Linked DNA regions of Mus musculus: all the other regions are linked to region 5. Evidence: chromatin loops called from intact Hi-C (ENCODE). Cell type or tissue: left cerebral cortex. All regions are shown on one strand.

Region 1 (5,000 bases), 130 kb after region 5:
TGAGAGCTTACATCTGATTGGAAAGCCTGAGGCAGAAAGGCAGATAACTGGGCCTGGTCAAAGCTTTTTCAAACTCAAAATCCACCTCCAGCAATACACCTCCACCAAGGCCACACCTCCTCCTCCCTCTTCTTTTTTTTTTTAAGATTCACTTACATTATTTTAACTACATGTGTGTGTGGTGGTGGTGGCATTGCACATGGATGCAAATGCTCACAGAGGTTATAGGTATGAGACTGCCCCTGGAGCTGGGGTGCAGACAGTTGCAAACCACCTGAAGTGGGTGCTGGGACTTGAACTCAGGTCCTCAGGAAGAGCTCTTAGTGTCTCCAGCCCCAGGCCACACCTCCTAGTCCTTTCCAAACAGTTCCATGAACTGTGGATTAAGCATCTAAATATTTGAGCCTATGGGGGACCATTCTCATTCAAACCACCCCACCACAAATGACAAGAAAGGCTGTTTCAACAGTTGACAATAAAGAAGGCATGACAGTGTCTTATGAAGGAGTTAACACAATGACATGGATCTGTAGACGGCTGCCAGCCATTCAGAGCATAATCAAAAGGAACAAGCTGGCACACATGAACATAAATGTCCACATACAATGTTTGTAGACATTTCATTCATAGTTGTAGCTGAGGATGGGGCTCTGTTAGTAGAACTCTTCTCTAGCATACACGAAGCCCTCTCTTAGTCCCCAGCACCACATAAACCAGGCATGGCATAGTGGCAAACTCCAGAAACTCTAGACCTTAGGTGGTGGAGGCAAGAGATCAGAAGTTCAAAGTCCAACTACGCAGGAAGTTCAAGACCAGCCTTAGCCAAAACAACAAAAGACCCTTTCCCAAAACAACAAAAAGTTTCATTCATGATTGTCAAAATGGACAGCAAGATGGCTTGGCAGGAAAAGATGCTTGCGACTAAGCCTGTGTTCTATACAGGGTAGAAGGTAAAAGCTCCCCCTGCAAGCTGTTCTCTAACCTCTACACACACAGTAATGGTACATCCACACCTTTCCCTCACAGGAAATTCATTAATTAATTATTCTTAGGGTTCCAATTTCTGTGATGAAACACCATGACCAAAGGCAACGTGGAAGGAAAGAATTTATTTCAGCTTACACTTCCACATCAGTCCATCACAGAGAAGTCAGGGCAGGAACTCAAAATTGAGCAGGACCATGGAGGCAGGAGCTGATACAGAGGCCATGGAGGGCCACTAATCACTGGCTTGCCCCTTGCGACTTTCTTACCACATCCAGGATCATCAGCCCGCAGGTGCCACCATCCACAATGGCTGGGTCCACTCATATAAACCATCAATCAAGAGAATGCGCCATAGAATGAGTCTATTAGTCAACCTGGTGGAGGTATTCTCTCTTTTGAGGTTCCCACTACCAAAATTACTCTAGCCTGTGTCAGCTTGACATAAAAATTAGCACATAAATTTAGTAAAAAAAAAAAAAAATCAAAATTAACAAAGATACCATAATTTTCAACAGTTGTAGACAATTCAAAAGGTGAATTAGTAAACTGAAGTTCAACAGTTCAACAATACCATGGGATATAATTAAGCAGACTTAATAAATGAGCTCTCAGCTATAAAAACAAAAACAAAAACATGAAAGAAACTTAAGAACATACTACTTAGTGAAGGAAGCCATTCTGAAAAATTCACAAAGGGCACTGTGGAATAAACAAAAACATAGAGATGAAAACATAAAGAAATAAAAACAGACAAAACCAGAAAACTACAGTGCTGCTCTGGGGCTGTGTCTTATTTTTCTCCCTGACGAAAGCAATTTGAGAGGGAAAGGGTGCATTTTTGCCACAGTTCAAGGTGGAGAAGTCAACTCATCTGCTGCCCAGCTCTGGCTCTCCATGTACTTGGTCCAAGATCCTAGCGCCAGGAATGATTCTGTCCACAGTGGGTGAGTCTTCCCACCTCCATTAAAAAAAAGTCAAGATAGCTGGGCGTGGTGGCACACGCCTTTAATCCCAGCACTCGGGAGGCAGAGGCAGGAGGATTTCTGAGTTCGAGGCCAGCCTGGTCTACAAAGTGAGTTCAAGGACAGCCAGGGCTACACAGAGAAACCCTGTCTCAAAAACCAAAAAAAAAAAAAAAAAAGTCAAGATAAGTCCCCACAGGCATGGCCAGAGGCCCATCTTGGGGTAACTCCAGAGCTTACCAAGTTGACAATTAACATTAACCAGCACAGGCTGAAGGGGGAGCAGGATTCTGCAGTGACGGCTGCCTTTGCCAAAAGCTGATGACTTTTCAGTACAGATCGGCCCTTCAACCGAGTAGTGAATAGAAATGCAGAGATTCTGTGGATCCAGGGTTAGAAAAGCAAAAAGCCAAACCAGAGGAGCTGGGGATGCTGGGAAAGAGGCCCGAAAGGGTATCCTACAAGTTTCTGTTAACCTAAAACTGCTCTGAAAAGTGGGTTAAATATCAACTGTACAATGGTGGGACCCCATTGTTAATCCATGTGGCCATGCGTGCAAATACTGGGCAAAGTATGGGGATGGGGGGCGTACAACCAAAACGAAAGGCTATGGTCTACTGTGGGATCACAGGAGCTCACTCTGCAGGCTCTCCTTGTCCTTATTTTCCAGAACAGGAAGAGCTAGGGGCGGCAGGGAGAGCAGGAGCGAGCTGTGCGCTTGCTTGGCGGGACGCCTGTCCTGGCCAAGCATCACTAACCCGACAGAGGATTCCTTGCGTGCAACTGCGGGTGCACACCCCGGCCGGTGCGGGCGGTCCCCGAAGGCCGGTCTAGGGCCCACGATGTTCTCGCGCCCCTTTGCGGGAAGCAGCCGCTGGGTCATCCCCGCAGTGCTTTCGGTTTGCTGGAATGTTCCCCCAACTGCAGAAGTGCACTTTGTTCCCGAGTGGGGGAGGGGCAGCAGGACTCAGCTCCAGGGCGCCCTAGGACTTGGAGGGCGGCCAGCTTTCCGTTCCCAGGGTGCCTTCTGGCGGGGGCGGGGGTTGTCTGCATCCCAGCTGGGCAGCTGGAGGATACTGGACCCGCCTGGACTTCAGGGCCAGCCCTGCCACCCACTAGCTTCATGTTCTGCATCAGGGGTTTGATTTCCTCATTTGCAAAATAGGGACCTGAATAATGTTGACAGCACGCACTACCGGCCTCTGCCGTGTTCCTCTGCGTGTACCTTCCTCCCAATATCCCTTTGAAGTGATACTGTTAACGTAATAAGGTAATTATACTATTAGTTGGATAATTCTCCCTGGCTGCCCACACCCTTTGAACATCACAGATGCTCTGGTCACTGAAAGGCTGGCCCAGCCTCCTCCCAGTAATAAAATGTGTACTATTATTTTCACTTTAAAGATGAAGGCAGAGAAGCTAAGAACAGGTAAGTCACTTGTGGAATGGCACAGTTCCCAAGTGGCCGGGCCATCCAGACATAAACGCAAGCAGTCAGCTGGAGGCTTTCCAGCTCTTAAAATGCAAATACTGCCTTCCTACTGCTGGTTCCTGGAGGCCCTTCAAATTCAGATAAATATACTTATTCAGTCATTTCAGGCTGGGTGTGGTGGTGCATGCCTGTAATCTCAGCATTCAGGATGCTGAGGCAGGGGGAATGCATGTTGGAGTCTAGCCTGGGCTATACAGTTAAGTCTAAAACCAGCCTGAATTATAAAGTGAGAATTTGTCTCAAAAATATGAAAAGTTTGTATGTGGACGCTTAGCAGGTATAAACCTTAGGACCTGAGTTCCATCCCAGGAACCCATGATGGGAGGAGAGAAGTGATCCTTGCATGTCCGCAGACCTCCACACACGTTAACAGTCTCCTTCCTCCCTTCCTTCCTCCCTTCCTCCCTTCCTTTCTTTCTATATTTACTTTTGAGAAAGTCTCACGGTATAGACTGGCTGTCCTAGGACTTGCTATGTAGGGCAGGGTGGCCTGAAACTCGGAGGTCTGCCTGATTATGCATCCCAAGAGCTGCATGCACCACCATAATGGAAAATATATGCACTTTTATAAAAATCAAAAGTAAATGAAGCAGGCCTCCCAGCACTTGAAAATAAATGCATGCCAATCACTGTGATCTCCAGGTCAACCAGAGGTACTCAAAGGATCTAAAAAAAAAAAAAAAAAAAAAAAAAAAAAGAAAGGAAGAAAAGGAAAAAAAAAAGAAAAAGAAAAGAAAGGAAGAAAAGAAATCCAAATGAGTAAGTAAAGAGAAGCCGAGAGAGACAGTGCTGTACACACAGCCCTTTCTAAGGGAGGGATTGTTACTAATACTTCTTACTAAGGAATGGTGCTTATCACCATCTCAGACCTACCATTCTCAAAATACCTCTTAATACTTCCTGCGTATGTGTGTGCATGCAAGGGTGTGTGTGTAAGGCCAGGATCTTGCATGTTAAATCATGCAAGCATGCTTTTTCACCTGGCTACATCCCCCAGACTGACTGCTTCCTTTTATTGTATTTCCTAAGAATGTGGCCTCCTCCAGTGGCTGATGGTACAGGCTAGCCTTGAAGGACAGGAGCCAACTTGGGTAATTCAAGGAGCTTTCAAGCTGTGAGGGTGTAATGAGCAGCAGGTAACATGTCACACCCACTGTGGAGTCTCTCCTGGAGTTCAGCTACCTCCTGCACTGTGCCTGTGGAACTCCTGCTCGCTCCTGCACGCTCGAGAGTGCGCGCGCACACACAGACACACAGACACACAGACACACAGACACACAGACACACACACACACACACACACACACACACACACACACACACGCACGCAGACTGCATGCAGAAGGCAGAGGTGGCTGTGGGTCAGCTGCCCTTCATTATAAACAAATGGGAGGTTGATGTCAAGGCGCACTTGTGTGTTGTCACAGGTGCATTTACCATCCTCTGTCACAGGACTGAGAAGCCATGAGTAGTCACTCATGTCCATCTTCTTCCTGTAAGTGTGAAGTCTACTGATGTTTTGATGAAACTGGTCCTGCACTGGGAAAAATAAAAGAAAC
Region 2 (5,000 bases), 56 kb before region 5:
TTTACTAAACTTTTAAAAACCTGAATCAAAACAATTAAAGCATCGGTATCAAAGATCTTTCCAGAGTTGCATACAGGCTCATATGCATTACAAATCTGAGAGGAAGATACAGCATACAGTAGTTTTGATATGGCCCCTGAAACATCTTGCTGGTTCTCAGTAGAATATACTGAAAACATGATCTCAGGGCCAAAACCTCACCTTCAAGACAAAGTCAGTCAAAAGAGCCAAGGGGCTACCTCGCTACTAAAGAACCAAAGATGCTGAGTAGCCACAGCTTGGTGCTACTTTTGCAGAAAATAGAACACTATTTTAAAAACACACAAAAACATTAGTTTTTACATTAAATGAACAATCTTTTGGAAAAATCAAGGATTTCTACAAAAATTGTACCTTCTCATCCTACTGACTAACCTTTACTAAGCTAGAGAGCTGGACAGTGGCTCAGTGGTTAAGAACACTGGCTCCTATTCCAACAGACCAGGGCCTGCCACATGCAGCTCACCTGTCTGTAACTTCAGTTCCAGGGCTTCTGACACTCTCACACAGACACAAGAAGGCAAAACACCAATACACATAAAATAAAAATAAAAATTAAAAAAAAAACCTTATTAAAAAAAAGAAGAAAAGAAAAAAATTTCTTAGATGCCCTCAGAAGCAATGAAAGAGCCTAGAAACAAAACTTGACAAGTTGTGTCTGCAAGCCTGTGTGTTGGTATGCTTCTGTACATTTCTGAGAACTTCCATGTGGGTTCTAAATTAGGGCATTTTAAATTACAAGTGAAACAGGGTGGGGCGGGCTGGAGTATCTGGTGTTTGTGTGTGAGACTGCAGACTGCTGTGCTGTGCTGTCCTGTCTGCCTCTGTTAGAGAAAGCAGAGCTGAACTTACAAAGATCCTCCTGCACTAGCTCAAAGGCCCACTCGACCACAACCGCCCAAAAGCTGATACTTCAAGTGTCTATCAGATGCAGCTTCCGGACTACCCCAGGAGCACCGCTAAGGAGAAGACCCAAATGGTCAACAAGCAGAGTCTCTCAGGGTGCTTTCTCTTCCTAGGTAGCTCACTCAATATCTGCAATACATTTGTTGAGGAGATTATTTTTTAAATTAATTTTAAAGGAACACTCTATTTTAAAACTTGAATATATATTATAGTCAACACTGTACCTTAATTGGACCTGCACTGTGAAGTCACATTTGGTCCCAGAAATATCCCTAAAATAGAATAAGAATAAAAATTGTTTTTAAATATATACATGAAGACATGTCATTCTATTCCTAAGTATCAGAAATGTCAACAGTACTCATACGTGGGGGTGGTGGGGAGAGGGAGGTGGGAGGGAGGAAGGGAAAGAGCTGGGGGCGGGGGCATGGTACCTCTGCTGAAAGTTGAACACAGTTACTAGGGTAGGTTCTGGGCTTACACCAAACTGCAGGTCAGACTGAAGGTGACTTACATGGAGCTGCTGATCTGCTGCACCTGTTGTGGTGTCAAGGCAAATGCAAAACAGGTTTCCCGAAAGCGCTGGCTGTTGTCTGAAGCTGAAGAAAAGAGTTACATTTTAATAATCTTAAAGGTCATCAGTACAGACATAGCCAGAACCACATCATTAATTAACTGTATATCCTAGAGACCAGACAACAAAAGCAATGAGAATTAACAAATTTCTAGTAGTGATATATCAAAACCAAAGGCACAGAGAGGCCTAATTCCAGAAACAGCATTTCAGAACTCAAATTCAGAGGAACACATAGCAAAGACCAACCAAAAGTTGTCTAATTATATGCACACTCTTATAATAGCATACCAATAATACTAATTTCATATACAGAGTTTCTGAGCTAAGAAACAAATGTACCTGCTTTGAATCTACATAGGTGAAACTGCAATTATTTTTGAAAGTAAATTAATCTTTCACTGCCTTCTGTTTATTTTGAGAAATAACTTGTTTGTTTTGAGAAAGGGCCTTGCCATGATGCTATGCAGCAAAGGTCAACCTCAAACACAATTCTCCTGAGCCTGAAAGCTGTGATTATAGTTGTGCACCACCACACCTGAGCACCATACATGTTTTATATACAACGTCATATACAGTTTTTCATAGTCTTGGATGAGTTCACTTCTCAAAGGATCAACATATAAGTGAAACACAAGAATGAAGAACAAAAAGGATGGAGGGGGAGGGAAAAGGAAGGCAGCAAGCAGACAAGAAGCATGCATCACTGTGGCACAAGGGATTCCCCAACTATGCTGAGATCAACAAATACATTGGCTTTCTGAGAGACATTCCAAGACATTCAGGCACAGACATAGGCACGGCACGTGAGAGCAGGAATTTCTCTGGCCAGCCAGCTTCACTGAACTTGAGAGCAGAGCTTCAGGTTCAGTGAAAGCCATGTCCCAAGATGGAGAGCAAATGCAAGAAGACATGTAACATTGTCTTCTAGGGTCCACATAGATACACACACACACACACACACACACACACACACGGTGTCTGAGTGTCAAGTTCTGAACTACTATTTATTGAATAAATAGGTAAATTAAGAAATCTCAGGCTGGGGAATGTGACTCCGTTGGTAGGTTGCTTCCTAGTTAACTCCTGTATCCCATACACTGGGTGTGGTGGCACACATCAGTACCCTCAGTACTCAAGAGGGAGAAGCTGGAAACTCAGAAGGGCAAGGTTAGTCTCAGCTATATACTGAGTTTAAGACTATCTTGGACTACATGAAGGTCTGTCTTTCAGGGGAAAAAATTAAAACTGCACTTTTCCAAGATAATTTAATACCAAAGAATCACTAAGAGTTGTCATCATATAATTCTTGGCTGTGGGCTACCTAAGACTGCAGAGAAGCTAACTTTTGGCTAATTTCAATCTCTTGCTTAACTGGGTTTGTTCTACTTGCAAGAAACATATAAACCACCCCAACTGCAGCATGCCTCATCAAAAAATCTGCACAACCAACAGTGGAGAAAAGAGCACAGGTCTAAAATTACATCTCAGTGCAGAAGCAACATCTTTTAAAGGCTAGATTTGCATTTCTACTTCATATGTGGGGTGAGGCTTTTTCTTAAAGAATCTATCTTCAAGGAACAGTTGCTAACCAGAAAAAGTTACCACAATTATAAGTGCAGTAACAATCTGGCAATTATCAATAAACAAGGAGGAGCATGCAGGAAGGCAAATACTGCCCTCTGTCATCAACCTTAGCAGCTAGCTTCTTTCTCAGAGTATCTTGTATGGGGATTGTTTGCCAAGCAGGCCTGGCCCAATTTAAATCTTTGGCTCTGCTCTACAACAGTGCTAAAATAATCTCTGCCACACAAAAATTCGTATTATTCACTAGGCAAAAATTTAGACTCATTTTCAAATATATGACTACTGTGAAGTTTCAAGATGGGTGCAGATTTAGAATGACAAGATGCTGGCTAAAACAACATGGCTACTTCTTCTGTCCTATAATGACTGAAAGTCTGCAACGCTAGAGATTCCACCCACTGGTGCCATAAAGCACAGGCCTAAAATCTGCAGTGTTAGAGAGTCCACCCACTGGTACCATAAAGCACTCATTATCCAGAGCAGCCATTTTTCAAGTATCAGAAAACATGGACACCTTCACCTTCTCCATCAGCCACTTCTCTTGACACACTCTAGTCTGTGACACTGAAAAGACTATCATAAACTTTCATAACCTATCATAACCTTTCAAAGGCTATCATACCACACTCTTTCACAGCATATTTGTTCTAAGTTCCATCATTTCTTCCTATGTCCATCCCAGAGCACAGACCATGAGGCATAGCTAAGGCGGTAGGTAATTTATGGAGAAACAAACCTCTGATGTTACCCACTGACATCTGTCACTCTTTGATACTCCAGATGGACCATGACAAGAACACTAACAATTACCATCTAGTATCTCCAACCCACCTGACCACCACGAAGAAAAGCTACAAGGCCCAGCTAGTGAGGAGTAAGCTGTAAAGGTTTTATATTTGTTTGTAGCAAGTCAAGAGCTGGAACTCGGATCTACATATCTCCCACTTCCCGGTCAATTCAGAGCTGTATGATTTCATGATTAAAAGTATGTTCTTGGACTGCAGTCAGAGTGCAGTGGGTGTGGTGCTTGAAGGACTTTTGGGTTGGATTCCCAGCAGCCATAGGATCCTTATATTAGCATACAAACCTGTAAAAAGTACTTTTTTGAGGCAGGTTTTTTTCTCCATAGCCCTGGCTATCCTAGAACTCACTATGTAGACCAGATCCGGAACTCAAGGATATCTGCTCATCTCGGCCTCTCCTCATCTCTGCCTCTCAAGTGCTGGGATTAAAGGTTTGAGCCACCATGCTTTGTTGTTGTTTAAAGCTATTTTTCCACTGGTTGCTTTGGGAGGGAAGACAGACTCAGTCTGCACCCAAACTTGGATCCTTTTCCTTCAGTCTGTCCAGTGCTGGGGTTTTAGACAGAAATGTCTGTGCTCAGCTTCCACTGTTCTTTTAACATGATGTGAAAATGCTCTTTTTAATTCCTAGAGCTTTCTCTGCTTAAGCACCTCATCATTAGGTTTCTCCATATTTATTCTTTTTTCAGAACAAGGCTCAAAGACACAGTCATCTAGACAGAATACCAGGCTGTGGTGTGTGTGTTTATCTATGTGGACCCCAGAAGACAATGTTACATGTCTTCTTGCATTTGCTCTCCATCTTGGGACATGGCTTTCACTGAACCTGAAGCTCTGCTCACAAGTTCAACGAAGCTGGCTGGCCAGAGAAATTCCTGGGATCCACTTGTCCCCAGCCCCTCTGCTGGATTAGAGGCAGGTCTAGCCACACCTGGCTTTTTTCTGCAAACACTGGGGATTCAAACCCATGCTTATAGTCTGTGCTCTTATTCACTGAGGTACCCGAAGGCCAATTAGTATGAGCTCATCCTCTTACTTGCAGTCCTCTAAGGAGCTTTGCCTCCAGGTAAAACCCCTTCCTCAGTTGTTCA
Region 3 (5,000 bases), 77 kb after region 5:
AAATCAAAGAGGGCAAAGTAATCATTGCACGGAGGAACAAGAGGTCAAGCAACAAATACTGATTCCAAGAAACTGTCAGGTTGTGAAGAACTTGTGGAAGCCTTATGCTAAGGTTCTAGGAAACAGCCAGCCTGTCAGAGAATATATTTCCAGGCTCTGCACATGTGTAGTTCTAGACTGTGCATGGAAGGCATTCCCAAGCCAGAGCAGATCAAAGACTTAGCTCTTCAACAGCAGAGCTGAAGGTCACGAGACGAATGTGGCCTCGTCCTAGGATGGAAGGGTCTGATGTCACAGGAAGAACTGCCTGATTGAGGCATTCCCATTAGACTTTGTGCAACTAGGAGTTCATCTATTTAGACACTGAGATTCTGGAGCTGTTACGCCATGCTTATGTCAGTGAACACAATACAACAGGAGATGTGTCCCCATTCCTGTCAGTGGCAAGACGGCAAGTCTCACACTTCTTCCTTCTTCACCATCCTCAACGCCAAGCAACTAAGACGGATGGACAGACAGCAAGATGACTGCAGTGCATTAACGTTTCCTGCTAAACCTGACTATTGTCCTCTGACCACCACACATGTGCCATGACATGCACACACATGAACACACACATAGAGTAAATAAATATAATAAAACATTTTAAGAACATAGGTGGGCTGGCGAGATGGCTCAGTGGTTAAGAGCACTGACTGCTCTTCCGAAGGTCCTGAGTTCAAATCCCAGCAACCACATGGTGGCTCACAACCACCCGTAATGAGATCTGACCCCCTCTTCTGGTGCTTCTGAGTTTGAAGATTGCTACAGTGTACTTATGTATAATAACAAATAAATCTTAAAAAAAAAAAGAATATAGGTGTTAGAAAGGAATACACAGGACTGGAGAGATGGCTCAGAGGTTAAGAGCACTGGCTGTTCTTCCAGAGGTCCTGAGTTCAATTCCCAGTAACCACATGATCACAACTATTTGCAATGGGATCTGATGCCCTCTTCTGGTGTGTCTGAAGACCAAGGCAGCTACAGTGTACTCACATACATAAAATAAATAACTTTTTTTTTAAAAATTAAAAAGGCCATATATAAAACACTGACTACATGTAGGGACATGGGGCTATTTTACCTAGGAGACTTTAAGAACCAATAAATGGGCTAGGCATGGTGGCACATCCCTTAAATCCAGCACTTGGGAAGCAAAAGCAGGCAGATCTCTGAGTTCCAGGACAGTCGGAGTTACATAGTGATACCCTGTCTCCAAACAAACAAAGAAACAATCAAAAAGAACCAATGAAGAGACTATTGAAATTAACAGGACCAACATGAGAAAGCTGACAACTTTCCTGCATGTAAGCACAGACAATCAGAAAAGGTAACAGCAAAAAGAGTGACCGAAATTATCAGACATTTAGGACTAAGCCCTAGAGCAAGATGAGCAGGCTCTCTATGGAGGTAACTTGGAAACTTAACTAAAACACATCTTTAAAAAGCATAATTTATGGGCATGCTAAATTCTTAAAGAGAAAAAAAAAACCACTCAAACTTCAGTATATTTCTTAAAATACAAGCTCAAATTGAATGTAATTACAACCAAACTATCCAAAAGGCTTTCCACTGATGTTCTTAAATGGATTCATATGGAAGAATACATACACAGGAGGAAAGCAGCCAAGGGAACAGAAGAAAAAGGAGGGTAGTTTATGCATCATGTGTGTGGTGTGTGTGTGTGTTGTAGTCAATATATTAACTATACATATATAAATATATAATAACATATATTAATGAAAACTAATGCATTGTGTAAGAAGAGAGGAGATAAACAGAAAAAGTGTCAGAAAAGCACAGAGACTTGGCATATGATAAGTTTGGCCAAATGGAACCAGCAGGGTTGGGTGTATAGCTCAGGGTTAGGGTGCCTGCCTACATGTGCAAGGTCCTGGACTTGATCCCTAGCACTGGACAACAAAAAGTCAGTGGGGAAAAAAAGACACAAAAATTCTTACTCACTAGCAAAAGGGTCTGGAGAGACAACTCAGGGGTTAAGAGCAGTTGTTGCAGAGAACTCAGGAATGCTTATCCACCTTTGTAATTCTAGGCAGGAGGACAGAGGTGGGCAGATCCTCAGAGCTAATATGAATGCCAAAATAAATGAATTAAAGAAAAAGAAAGAAGGAACGTAAGAAATACATAATACCACTCTACACAAATGAATGTACATTTATTTAATACTATTTTTTATACAATTCCTTTCAATATTCATAAATATTGGATTGGTCTAAATAAACGAAAAAAGGATAAAGCAATAGCTTAGTCAGCAAAATGCTTGCTGAGTTCGAGTCATACTATGTCATTGCTATGACAAAACAGCATGTTCCTATGTGAATAACCGTCTGCTGAACACAGAGCCTTCTCTAATGAGGTCTAAGAGGGGCACTAGTCTCACGTTAAAAGATGCACATTTGGAGGGCAGCTTAACAGTAAGCCCGCTTCGCAGAACTGTAGCGGGAGTTTTTAGCTACTCCATTTTGTGCTCCCTGCAGATGGCACTTGTGCACCCACCGAGGAGCTATCTTTGGATCTGTGAATGAAAGACACACACACACACATACACACACACACACACACACTAGCTTATTTTTGAAATGCCTTGGCTACTCAAAGACTGAGAACTTCTAAACCTTCCCCATTTGCCCCAGGCACAATCAGGGAAGTGACCAGTGGCCACTTACCCAAATCTCTCATGGTGGTAGGCTTTATCTCTTGCAGTGACTTCGTCCCATCCTTCTTCCCCAAGTCATGGCGATTCTCCTCTGTTCTTCTCTGCATCCTAATCCACAAAATCTAAGGGTCCTGTCCTGCGCCTAACCATTGGCTGTTCACATCTTTATTGATCGATCAAAAACCAACTGGGGGCAAGGACCGCTAGCATTTGGACCCTCAGATTCCCTATTGCAACAAAGCATTAGAACCAATCTCCAACACAGAATAATAGTAATATTATTCCACTCCTCTGCTGGTGAGCTCCCAACATGGGTTCTTGGCCAGTTTTACAATATGCCAGGCATGTGCTTCCTCCTAGAGAGTGGGCCTTAAGCACAGTCAGAAGGCAGTTGCTTGTGCCTATAACATAGTGTCAGTATTGTACCCACGGGCATGTCTTGCCACACTGGTCATATTGTAATTGACAGGTGGGTAGACAGATAATGACATTTTCCCTATAGAAAGTTAGGTGTCCCGGAAGAAGCTTTCTGGTGTGCCACAACCTGATTTTTCCATGTCCCGTAATCAGTATGTGTGGTATCTCCTACAATATGGTCTCTCCATTTGAGCATAGAGTAGCCTGTACTGTTTGGGAGGTCTCACGCAGATTTTTAACTTGATTACTCTTTTTAGAAATCACTAAATGTATTTAATTTGTGTGTTGTTGGGGGAGGGTTACTTTCCGTGGCACACACGTGGAGGTCAGAGGACAGCTTTGAACTATCTCTTCTCTCCTTCCACCAGGCAGGTTCCAGGGATTAGACTCAGACCATCCATGTTTGGTGGCAAGCACCTTTAATCCACTAAGCCATCCCACAGGCCTCACTTTTATGGTCTAATATTAGTCTGTTAGACATTACTCGTTGGTTATTTTAAAAATTACAATCTGAAGTGTTCCGTACAAGGAAAAAATGTTAAAAGGAAGTGGCCACCGGCTGTGTCTAGAGCTATGTTTATGGATGATCTTATTGTTTTTCCTTTCATTTTCTGTTCTTCATGTTTTCTGAGTTGACTCTCTCTTACTTTATAATTAGCCATGTAAAATGAGAAAAAATAATGAGGTTTTAAAAACTGACTGTCAAATAGTCTTGAAAAGCCAGTGTGCTTGCCCCCTTCTCCCAAGGAGGCCCTGACATTTAGAAACAATTTAAAAAAAAAAAAAAAAAACAGACTGGAGCACCATTTAATCCTATTACTCTTCTGGACCTCTTGCAAACTAGGGGATGATCCCTTTGCCTCTTCAAAATAAATCCCCCCAAGGTCATGCGTGTCCCCCCTTCCTACCCCCACCCCCCATAGTAACAGAGGGATGAGATTCCCAGGCCTGTGCTCCGCCCCTGCGCCATCTGGCACCCCTGAATTTGATCTAAGAGTCACGGCTGGAGCCAGCCAAATATTCAGCTGCTCAGTAGAAGATATTTCTCCCTTTATGGACACCCCTCCTAGCAAACCGCTGTGTCGATCCAGGACTCAGTTTCCTTTGCAAAAGGAGTAATGCTGCCCTAGCTGTGGAAGTTCCTGGATCAGTTAGTTAGCTTGTTCGCCTCCGTCTAGGGCCCTGCTTCCCCTGCTCTGGGGCGCCCACTGGAAGGCCCGTGGACTGCCATGAATTCATTTGCGGGGTACTCAAAGAAGCAAGCAAGGCTTCTTTTCCCCCCAGATGACTTTTCACACACTGCAGAGGAGGTGAGTGGCTCCCGATGTTTGCTTTCCATATAGGGGTTCTGGATAAGATTTCCTTTGAAACAAGCATCTGAAAACCACGCAGGCCAGGAGACTTTCCCTAGTCCCTTCCCAGAGTGGACATTATTTCTGAGGGGAGGCGGAACCCTGAGGACGGAGCTGAAAGAATGGATAAGAATTCTTCTGTGTTGGCACTCCCGCCCCACTCTCCCTGGAGGCTGAGCTGCTGGGATCAAAGCGGCTGAAGTGGGTGCCACTCCACTGAATTAAGATCTGAGATGCCGGATAAACCCAGCCTGCACTTCTGGGTCCTCCTCCCACCTCCTGTCACCTAGGCAACCGGGAGGAGCCTAGGAGCCTGTTCCTTCCTCCCTGCCCCTCGCTACCCACTCAGACGCCCAGGCCCACGGTTCTTCCCTAGGACTCAGCCCACAGCTCCTCTGAATCTCAGCTTCTGGAGAGTTCCATCCTCTCAACTCCTTTTTGTGCACACAGAAATTAGATTCCAAGCAGAGGGGCCCCAACCCGTTAAAACGATCCCCCGTTTGCATGAAGAATTT
Region 4 (5,000 bases), 130 kb before region 5:
CCATTCCTTTCTCTGGTTATGTAAACATATATAGAAATTTCTTTTTTTTCCTAACCAAAGGAAACTTTGTTTTATACCCCATATTCTGCACCTTGATTATTCTACATTAGGATATATCTCTATACAATATATGCAAATTGCTGTTTCTGTTAATGAAGCTTAACCTTCCACACTAAACATGTACTTTGATGGCCTGTCTGGTACATGGTCTTCAGAGAGACCCTGTCTTAAGACAAAACAAACCTAGCTGCTAGGCACTTCCAGCAAAGGGGCAGGTTACAAAATTAACATACCCAAATCAGTAACCTTCTTCTATACCAGGCAGGTACAGTCCCATTCACAGTAGCCTGGAAAACAAAACAAAAAAAATGCCTTGAAATAAACCTAAGCAAGGAGTGAAAGAGCCACACGGACCTGCACAGCGGAAGGTTCAGCAGGCATTCGACGCTCCGGGCAACCAGTGAAATAAAACAGATGTGACTATGATAGTGTAGTTTGGGTTTAAAAAAAGGCCAAAGGAAAAAAGAAAGGTTTTCAAATTATGAAGGATTTTAGATTGTAAATGTGTTTTGTCCTTAGATGGAAGATTAAATAAAACATAAAACTTTAAAAAATAAAAATTGGGGGGAAAAGTGCTATCATGTAGAGGGGCCTGGATATCTGTGTATCGTTTATGACTGGGACAGTCCACTTATTGACTGGGGGACTCAGTTTCTCTCTGGGAGTCCATTAGGTCTGGGACTGCTAAAGGGGTTCCAAGAGAACACAGGAAGCGAAGCGCTCAGTGTCTGAGGGGCTGGTGTCAGTGGCCTGCAGGCCTCCCTGTGAGTGATGCTCTCTCCCCAGCTGGTATTCCCGATCCAGTGGTTTCCTCTCAACAAGCCAAGTGTCGGGGACTACTTTCACATGACCTACAACATCATCACGCCCTTCCTGCTGCTAAAGGTACAGACTGGCCTGTCTCCCTCCCATCCTCTCCGCCTCCCCCTCCCCTTCCCTCTCCCTCTCTCTCTCACGCATGCATGCGCGCACACCCGTGTCATAAGCTGTAAGCTGGTTCAGTGGGTCGGGGGCTGCCAAGCCTGATGGCCTGACTTTCCTCCCCACATGACAGAAAAGAGAAACAATGCCCACAGATTGCCCTTTGACCTTTACATGTGTACCCATATACATACGCACAAGAAATCGGTAAATGTTTCTTTAAAAATGAGGGCTGGAAAGATGGCTCGTCTGTTAAGAGTGCTGACTGCTCTTCCAGAGATCCTGAGTTCAATTCCCAGCAACCACATGGTGGCTCATAACCATCTGTAATGGGATCTGATGCCCTCTTCTAGTGTGTCTGAAGACAGCTATGGTGTACTCATATACATAAAATAAGTAAATTTTTACAAAAAATTTAAAATGAAAGACATTTCAAATCTCTAACAGTAGGAGATTACAGTGGCCTCAAGATTCAGTTTCTGTGGTTTTTAGAACTTCCACGCTCATTTCATACACCCTGACATTTTCTGTTTGCTAGGGCCTGCCACTCAAAACTCAGATCTGTGCATCATGCTAGCCCACCTAAGGCACACATAGGACACACTGAGGTAGTGGAAGGGCCAGGCCTGGTCAGGACGCCTACCTTGAAGCTCTGATCCCGCCTCTAACTCTTCCACCTCATGTTCCTGGAGAGGAAGTGTGAGTTCGTCAGACCCTGCTGGGTTTACACTCCACCATGATCAGTAGCTAGGCTGCCCTGCTAAGGAACTCACAACTTCCAGAGGGACTTTCTATCCCGTTTTTTTTTCTGAGGGAAGGGTTATCACACATCGTAATTGAGGCAGGGGCATGCCATGGCCCTCATTCTTCACCTCAGCTTATTGAGCGGTCCCCCCGAACGCTGCCGCGGTCTATAGTCTATGTCAGCATCATCACTTTCATCATGGGAGCCAGCATCCACCTGGTGGGAGACTCAGTCAACCATCGCCTGCTCTTCAGTGGGTACCAGCACCACCTGTCCGTCAGAGAGAACCCCATTATCAAGAACCTCAAGCCGGAGACTCTGGTGAGGCTGCCTCCCCTGCCAGTCCTCATGACTCCTGTAGCCCAGGCTGACCATAGATTGTATAAGTCGGCAAGGGTGACCTTGAACTCCTGATTCTCCTGTCTACCTCCAAATTACAAGCATGCACCTAAGTGAGGGAAGGCACTGTTGTCTACTGTCACCCAAACTAGTATGCTCCTAATTGCAAAGGGACACGGTGTCTGACTGGCTGTGGGGTGCACGTCTATAACCCCAGCACTCAGGAGACTAAGGGGATTGCTACAAGTTCAAGACCGGCCTGGTTTATATAGCAAGACCCAGTGACTGGCTCCTCATGGCCCATCTGGTACCCTAGGGAGGGAATGAGAATGGTGTGTGTGGGTGGAGGGTAGAGAGGGGGGCAGGGGTGGGTCCCAGCCCCCCTCACTCTGCCACCCCTGTGCCTTCTCAGATCGACTCCTTTGAGCTGTTGTACTACTATGACGAGTACCTGGGCCACTGCATGTGGTGAGTGACCGGCTGACTGCTCTAGGTTCCATCCAGGGTCCAGGCACCAAGAGATACTGGACAAGGCTCCCTGGATCCCAGGTCTCCAGCTATTGAGTGGAACATCTGGGATGGTATTCTCTGCTCAGTGAAGGTTTTATGAGTGGGACCCCTGGTCAGCATGCTAGGAAGACCCAGCTACTTTCCTTTGGCCTTAAGGGGGCCTCCTAGAGCCTCCTTCCTACATGAAGTTCCCACAGCGGCCACTAGAGGGCAGCAAGCAGATGCTCGTCCTCATGAGCCTGGGGTTGGGGAGGGTGGAGCCTAGTCCTGATAAACAAACACACAGAGAGTTGTGGGTCTGGTGCAGGAGACAGTTGTGGGCGTAGAAAGCTGAGAAGATCCAGCAGGGCCAGGTCTGGGTGCCACAGATTGTATTCCCCATCTTAGAACATTCTCCCAGGGGAATCTCTCTACCATCGCCACTACTGCTGCTCTCAGGAAAATCTCAGGCATGAGAGGTCAGAGTCAGAGACACAGGGCTCAAGTAAAGGGTTTCCTCTTCCTTCATCCTACACAAGATGAACTAAAGCCAGAGGAAAGAGGTGAGAGCAGTTGTTAGCTAGGAGGTGATGGGCTAGCACTGCGAGGCGCTTCCCTCCACACATGCCCAGCACTGGTGTCTCTGGGTCTGTCTGAGGTTATAGGTCTTCATCCTCTTGGTTCAGAAAGGCCTCTCTTGCCAGCTCTTCCTGACCTTGACAGATAGATGACTCCTCCCTTTGGAAGTAGGGAGAGGAGGAACAAGCTGAGAACTCAGGAGAGGTTGGGGGGGTGGACTGGGGATTGAGGGTCGGGGTGTCACTGGACAGAAAACGGTTGCATGTGAGCAGGAGTGATGAGCAAGTGTGCCTGTGTGTGCCTGTGTGCTTGCGCACGTGTGTGTGTGTGTGTGTGTGTGTGTGTGTGTGTTGGAATAGAAAGGGAGCCCTCCGTGTGGAGGGGGAGAAGCCATACTCTCGGATGGGATAGAGACTGTGGGCTGAGGGTGAGTGAGGGCCTTCACAGCTCTCCTTGGCTCCCCCAGCACTGTGTTCTCTCAGACCTCAGCCCTGCTGGGTAGCCCAGTAGCCAGGCTAGTGTGGCACTGGACTTGCTGGTATTTGAGGGACATGGATGGGACAGAGCCTCTCATCCCCTCATCTCCATGTGGAATGAAGGACAGGGCGGGCACCAAGCCCAGAGAGGGAAGGCAGGCAGGAGGTGGTTACCATGGCGCCCACTCCTTCCCCTCAGTTTTAACACAGGAGCCTTTGCATGAGAGTTACCTTTTAGTTTCTGTTCCTCCCACCTTGACTCTTAGGGCAGAAAAGGCTGGAAGTAGAGCAGTGTGCATGACATGCCAACACGGTGACACACTAGGACCAGTGGGAAGGTGGTGGGGACAGCCCCTGGCCAGGCGTGTGAAGCTGTTGCCTCTCTGTCACAGGTACATCCCCTTCTTCCTCATCCTCTTCATGTACTTCAGTGGCTGTTTCACCACCTGCAAGGCTGAGAGCCACATGCCAGGACCTGCCCTGCTCCTGGTGGTGCCCAGTGGTCTGTACTACTGGTGAGTGGACATTGGCACATGGGGTGGACAAAGGGCACAAGCACTAACTGAGCCACCACAGTAAAAGCCCACACATAGAAGCCGGGCGTGGTGGCGCACTCCTTTCATCCCAGCACTCGGCAGGCGGATTTCTGAGTTCAAGGCCAGCTTGGTCTACAGAGTTCCAGGACAGCCAGGGCTACACAGAGAAACCCTGTCTCGAAAAAGACCAGAGAAAGAGAGAGAGAGAGAGCTGTTGCTAGACACCTTGAGAGGTGGGGATGTTTATGTTGTTACCCTCAAAAGGGAGAAAACAGCCTTGAAGTTGTCATTCAAAGTTGTTGCATGATGTCCCCAAGGTCCCAGACCTTGGTTGTAAAGCTGGAGTCCCTTAAGTGAACAGGTCGGCATTAGGGTGCCCTAGAGGCAGACAGGTAACCTTGTAGAAGCTACCAAGTGCCTCTGAGTGTTCTATACGCGGGGTTGCAACAACTCTAGATGTCAGTGGTCCAGCCTTCAAGGGGACAGTAATGACAATAGTCTCCATGTCTTGGGATGGAATCCCCAAACTCAATTGTCTCCAGAAACCAAGCTGGCAAGAGATGAGGCCCCAGGGAGTATGCGAACTGAGACCATGTGTTGCACGGTGTTCTCTGCAAAGAGTGCATTCTCTTGCTCCTCCAGAGCCAGTTTTTATCACGTGGAAGTGTTCTAATGCGGTAAGAAAAGCCAGAGAGATGGCTCAGCAGTTAAGAGCAGATTGCTCTTCCAGAGGTCCTGAGCTCAAGTCCCAGCAACCACATGGTGGCTCACAGCCATCTGTAATGGGATCTGATGCCTTGTTCTGGTGTGTCTGAAGACAGTGACAGTGTATTCACATATATAAAATAAATAAAT
Region 5 (5,000 bases):
CACACAATGACACACCAATGTGTCAAAACACTTATTATAATTTGAAAAATTATACAACAGAAACATAAGAGTGGAAAACAAACCCTCTGGAAATTTCAAGTAGCTTTTAGAGAGGGTGAAAAAATGGAGACCAGTTTTAGAAAAATACCATTTCCATTAAGTGTTCAGAGTCTGTGTGATACTGACTCATTTCTGTAAAGAGTAAACTTTACCTAACAAGACTCACACCAGGAATCTCATCTATCCCCAAAGGCACTCTTCTTTCTTTTTCCTTTTTCTTTATTCTATTTCTTTATTTTATCAAGACATGATCTTACTAAGTAGCTCTGCCTATCCTGGAACTCACTCTGTAGATCAGCTGATCCTCAAAAAGAGATTCACCTGCCTCTGCCTCCCAAAGGCTGGGATTAAAGGTATGGGGCCACTATGCCTGGCCCCGAAGGCACTTTCTTAAAATAGAAACAACAAAGGTACTCTGTTCTTTGCAGGTACTTTTCCCATATGGTTTTCAAGCCTTACTACATGGTCCATGTATAAAAAACTTGGCCAGCTATTTTTCAAATTGACTCCTAAAAAGTATTAGGAAGCAAAGATAAGACAGCAGCAACTCTGAAGAGGATGGGGGTGGCACATGCTTTTAATCCCAGCACTTGGGAAGCAGGAGGCAGGCAGATCTCTGAGTTCTGAGTTTGAGGCCAGTCTGTTCTATAGAGTGAGTTCCAGGACAGCCAGGGCTACACAGAGAGAAACCCTGCCTCAAAACAAAATCAAAAATAAAAGATGACAGTAACATAGTGACAGAAAAATAATTACATAAAATACACATACTTGAGCTCTGGGGTTTTTTGTTCGTTTGTTTTTATGCAAGGTGGTTGTCTCCAAAATGTTAAATTTCAGAGGCTTTCTTGGTGAAATCAATAGTCTGAAATTGGGATAAAAAAAACTATCCAAGTCAGGAATGGTGGTGAATGCCTTTAATCCCTTTAATCCTAGCACTAAGGAGGCAGAGGCTAGAGGATCCCTGAAGTTTAAAGCCTGTATGGTCTGTCTACACAGTGAGTTCCAGACCAACCTCAGCAACATAGCAAACCTCTGTCTTAAAAAAAAAGGGGGGGGGGGCGCTATCCATTAAGATTTTCTGTCTTAAACAAGTTAGTAATTAGAAGTAAACTTAAAAAAAACAAATACCCAAATCTTGTACAAAAATCTTGATATGTTAACACTCCAAAGTTACTAAGGAAAAAAAGATCTTCCAGTGAGGCTTTTACACACACACACACACACACACACACACAGGTGCACGGAAAGAAAAGTGTCCAGAAACACAGGTAGTGGTCTGCTTGTTTTAGAAGTTATTTCATTATAATGGGGAAAATAATAATTTTTTTTATTGATTATAAAAAGAATTTCTAAATCTCCCTGAGGATTTATAATTGCATAGCCCAATCTCCACTCTGACAGAGATGTGCTATAACCAGCTGTTTGGTTCGCACACAGGAAGCCAGAGAAGGGAATACCATGTTCAGAGCCTCTAAATAATATGCGTTAGTTAAGAACTGCCTGCCTGCTACTAAACCAGAATTATTCAAGCAGAGACCCATTTGTCACAATCCAATCATAAGGGTTCCACCAGCCCTCCCCCAACTGCTTGTGTAGTGGTATATGTGCTTCAGTAAAGGAGCCATCATCAGGTAAAGATTGGGGTGGGAGAAAAAGCGGGGGAAAGGGGGCACCCTTTCATCTAATTTCGCGAGGCATGAGTAATTGGTACAGTTGAGAGGAACGATGGAACGTTCTATTTATTGGAGGTTGGGGTGGGATGGGGGGTGGGTGGGAGGAGAATTTCGTTTAAATCAACATGGCCAGCAAGATGTCCCTAACAAACAAAAGGCAACGGGGGATATAAACACGAACCATTCACCTCCATCAGCTATAGCATCGCCATCATGGTGTGTTTAGAGACCCCCAAGGCTGCTCTCATCTGCCACACCAGAGACAGCAAGAGTGCAGAGAGGTGGCTGCATCCCCACCACCGCTCCCAAAAGCACACTCTTTCAATGGGTTGCTCCCCACCACCACACACACACCCTCCCCGGTGGCCCGAAATCAAGAGAGAAACAGTAACGTCCCGCCCGGGCAGACTCCCCCTGCAACCCTTTAGCCGAACCCCCAACGCCGGCTCCGGGCTCGCTAAACTTTCCAAGAGCTTCTCCCTCGTATTCCCTAGCCGATTGCCCCGGGATCGCGCATTCCCTCTGGCCGGGCACCCATTGACAGGCGGGCGGGCAGCGGCGGCAAGCGAGGCGGGGGCGCCTGGGCGCCGCGGAGGGGCGGGGCGGCCGGAGCCAAGTTCCCGGGGGTCCGAGCGCTGCGCCTGACAGGAGCCCGGGACGGCGAAAGAGGAAGAGGAAGCGGCAGCGGGGCAGTTTTCCCGATCCCCCTCTTCCCAGAGCAGCCTACACCCCCCCACCCCCTGGCTGCCCATGGGGGGGGGGGGGGGAGGCGGGCTGCAAGGTAAGGCACCCAGGCCCCGGGGACCGCCGCTGCCGCCACGTCCCGACTCACTCTCTCTTCGCCCCGCCACCCCCGCCAGAGGCGCCCACAACAATAACACGCCGGGGACGACCCGTCAGCGCCCCCGAGGCACCCGGGGCCCACGGCCCGCCGCAGCCAGGCCCCCTCCACTAAGGCCCGGAGCGCCTCTCCCGCCTACAACTCCAGACTCGGGTGGAGCCCGGCCCGAGCGGGCCCCCCAGGGTCCGACCCATCCCCCCGGCAGCCGCGGCGCCGTCTCCGCGGCCGAATATTAGAAGTGAATTCGAGCTGCGCTTTACCTTTAGTTCCGCACTGTCCGCCATCTTGCGTCTGTCAGCGCAAGCGCAATGAAGCTCGCCGGGGGCCGCGCTGGAACCTCCCCTCTAGCGGACTTGACTCCGCCTCCACCCCGCCCCTCAGCCTTCCCGCTCCGCCCCTGGCCTCCGCCCCACTCCAGGAGCTCGCTGCCCCGCCCCGGGCACGCACAGCTGCGAGACCCACACGCACTATTTAAATAATGGCGCCAAGCGGGAGTTTGACAGTTACTACCCCCTCGGCCTCCCCGCCCCCACACTGGCCGAGCCAGTAGCGCCCAGGGAAGAGGCCACATCTGGGGAGGTGTTGGCCTCAGTCTCATCCTTCGGCTGCCCTCTGAGCCCCAGTTGACTGAAGCCACGGCGCGCCCCCATGCGCAAGATGCGTTCTGCACCTGTACCCTACCCAGCTGCCGGTCGATCACAACTAGCCAATTAGTCAGTTTTGTCTAAGGAGAATTTGACGAAGCGTTTCTGGGTTTACGCAGATCCTCATGATGAGGCAGTTAGGCCAAAAAAGAAAAAAAAAAAAAAATATATATATATATATATATATCATTCCCATGGTATCTTTTCCGAAATAAAAGCTCTGAGGGGAAAAAGGGACTCTCCTAAACAGCATTTAACAGTAGTAGCTAAGGCAAATTCTGAAGACATTTATTCATCGCGTCACCCTGGGTAGTCAGAAATTAGAGAAGATCCCTGACCTGTCGCTCATGGGGTACAGATCTGTGAACTATTAAGATATAATTACTAATGGTGATGAACAGCATAGAGATTAAAAGGCTCACCAAGAGAAAAATGGATTGGGGGGGGTGGGGTGTGCTTAATCCCAGAAGGGTTTTCTTCACCTACATTGATATTTAGACTTACTCCTATCTACTAAAAGCTTCCTTCAAAACCCCAGCCTTTTTTAACTGATCAACTTTTTACTATCAAAATCCTCTTAACATTTGGGTTACTCTGAATTCAAGAAGGCCAGGTCCTGACCAGTGACCTGGATTATTTCACTCCCACATGCCCACATGTTTTACTCCAGTATCTTTATAGTTCCAACCCCCTTTCTTCAAGGAATCATTTTCATCAGCATATAAACATAACCAAAATTCCTTACTTAAATTTATGCTTCCTCTGGATCCAAAATTACCTTCAATGGGTACTCTATTTCTCCGCTTTCTTCACTGAATAAATTCACAAACAAGACTTCATTTTTCTACAAGTACTTGTTCCCATTTCTTCAGTGGCATTACCTCCAAACCTATCCTGAGGCAGCTCCACTGCCTGCCCTATCTTGAGCTCTCATCTACACCTTTTCGAAGCCCACTCTCAGTTCCCAGGGCTTACCTCAATTGCCTAGAGGGAACTGCTAACAGTTGATGTGATTGCTTTCTCTGGAAACAGAGTTCTTGAACTTTCCTCCACATCACTGCCACTGTCCCAACATTCCATTCCTGTCTCTTTACTAGGTAGCTTCCCCACCCCCACCCCTATTCCTCTCTCCTCGTCTCTCTCCCTCCTTTCCGCCCTCCACCCTTTTTCTCTCCTGAGTCTCACTATTCAGCCCTGGAATTTGCTATAAAGACGAGGCAGATCTCTGTGAGTTCGAGGTCAGCCTGGTCTACAGAACTTGTTCTAAGATAGCCAAGGCTACACAAAGAGACCTGGGGTAGGGGTAGGGGAACAAGAAAGGAAGGAAGGAAAAAAGGAGGGAAGGGGAAGGAAGGGAGAGAGAGAATAAGGAAGGGAGAGAGGAAGAAAGAGAGGGGGGGGGAGAGAGAGAGAGAGAAAGAAGAAGGATAGGAGATTCTAAGACTCAGCTGTGATCTTTATTCAACCACCCAGAGCTATCATTCAACTCTTGACTTTTGGTCTATAATATAACGATTTTCAAATATCTGCAGCTTAGACTGCATCACCAAATTCGAATCCAGGCAGGCTTAGGGATTCAGCTCTGCTTGTAGACTGTTTATCTAACTGCCTAACATACAAGAAGTCCTGTGTTTGACCTCTGACATTGCATAAAAATGGAAATTGTGGTACCTGAACAAAATCCCAGTAGTTGGGAGGTAAAAGATCCAAGGATTCCAGTTCCAGGCAAGCCTGGGCTACAGGAGATCCTATCCCAAAAGAAATAATTTAATTTATTATTAT

What was found. Hi-C counts contacts between places; a loop is a spot of excess contacts. Peaks named below come from ENCODE experiments on the same cell type or tissue, not always from the same donor. Only the 100,000 strongest peaks of a DNase experiment are listed, where the experiment ranks them.
Region 1: a loop joins it to region 5, with 2.7 times the contacts of the local background. A loop is called at or near these places in 9 of 42 quality-filtered maps.
Region 2: a loop joins it to region 5, with 2.3 times the contacts of the local background. A loop is called at or near these places in 10 of 42 quality-filtered maps.
Region 3: a loop joins it to region 5, with 2.3 times the contacts of the local background. A loop is called at or near these places in 6 of 42 quality-filtered maps.
Region 4: it touches region 5 in a loop (4-fold over the local background); 19 of 42 quality-filtered maps call a loop at or near these places.

What each region holds. Positions count from the first base shown.
Region 1 is chr9:63,106,478-63,111,477 of GRCm38, forward strand. It overlaps Gm35658 (a long non-coding RNA gene), which reads left to right. Exons shown (of 3, transcript XR_870837.2): 3 at 1-1,756. Among named protein-coding and RNA genes, the nearest start is that of Gm35658, 16 kb to the left of the region's middle. In left cerebral cortex, a CTCF peak has its summit at 2,882; DNase peaks (open chromatin) are centred at 2,879 and 3,413; H3K4me3 peaks cover 1,023 bases; H3K27ac peaks cover 2,015 bases.
Region 2 is chr9:62,922,112-62,927,111 of GRCm38, forward strand. Pias1 (protein inhibitor of activated STAT 1) reads right to left here. Exons shown (of 14, transcript NM_019663.3): 3 at 1,460-1,544; 4 at 1,170-1,217. Among named protein-coding and RNA genes, the nearest start is that of Gm35574, 56 kb to the right of the region's middle. In left cerebral cortex, no CTCF peak of the experiment used is centred here; DNase peaks (open chromatin) are centred at 838, 3,007, 3,259 and 3,945; H3K27ac peaks cover 4,133 bases.
Region 3 is chr9:63,054,583-63,059,582 of GRCm38, forward strand. No RefSeq gene overlaps it. Among named protein-coding and RNA genes, the nearest start is that of Gm39354, 29 kb to the left of the region's middle. RefSeq lists an enhancer at 3,428-5,000. In left cerebral cortex, no CTCF peak of the experiment used is centred here; DNase peaks (open chromatin) are centred at 2,544, 4,166, 4,387 and 4,767; H3K4me3 peaks cover 528 bases; H3K27ac peaks cover 2,201 bases.
Region 4 is chr9:62,845,108-62,850,107 of GRCm38, forward strand. It overlaps Cln6 (ceroid-lipofuscinosis, neuronal 6), which reads left to right. Exons shown (of 7, transcript NM_001033175.3): 3 at 847-945; 4 at 1,859-2,047; 5 at 2,478-2,533; 6 at 4,002-4,124. It also overlaps the pseudogene Gm10653. Among named protein-coding and RNA genes, the nearest start is that of Cln6, 8.8 kb to the left of the region's middle. In left cerebral cortex, a CTCF peak has its summit at 2,753 (motif pointing right); DNase peaks (open chromatin) are centred at 2,786 and 3,803; H3K4me3 peaks cover 272 bases; H3K27ac peaks cover 415 bases.
Region 5 is chr9:62,978,014-62,983,013 of GRCm38, forward strand. Pias1 (protein inhibitor of activated STAT 1) reads right to left here and starts at 2,866. Exons shown (of 14, transcript NM_019663.3): 1 at 2,835-2,866. The coding sequence starts at 2,858. Gm35574 (a long non-coding RNA gene) reads left to right here and starts at 2,501. Exons shown (of 6, transcript XR_379535.2): 1 at 2,501-2,514. In left cerebral cortex, a CTCF peak has its summit at 2,903; DNase peaks (open chromatin) are centred at 1,647, 2,105 and 2,935; H3K4me3 peaks cover 2,045 bases; H3K27ac peaks cover 982 bases.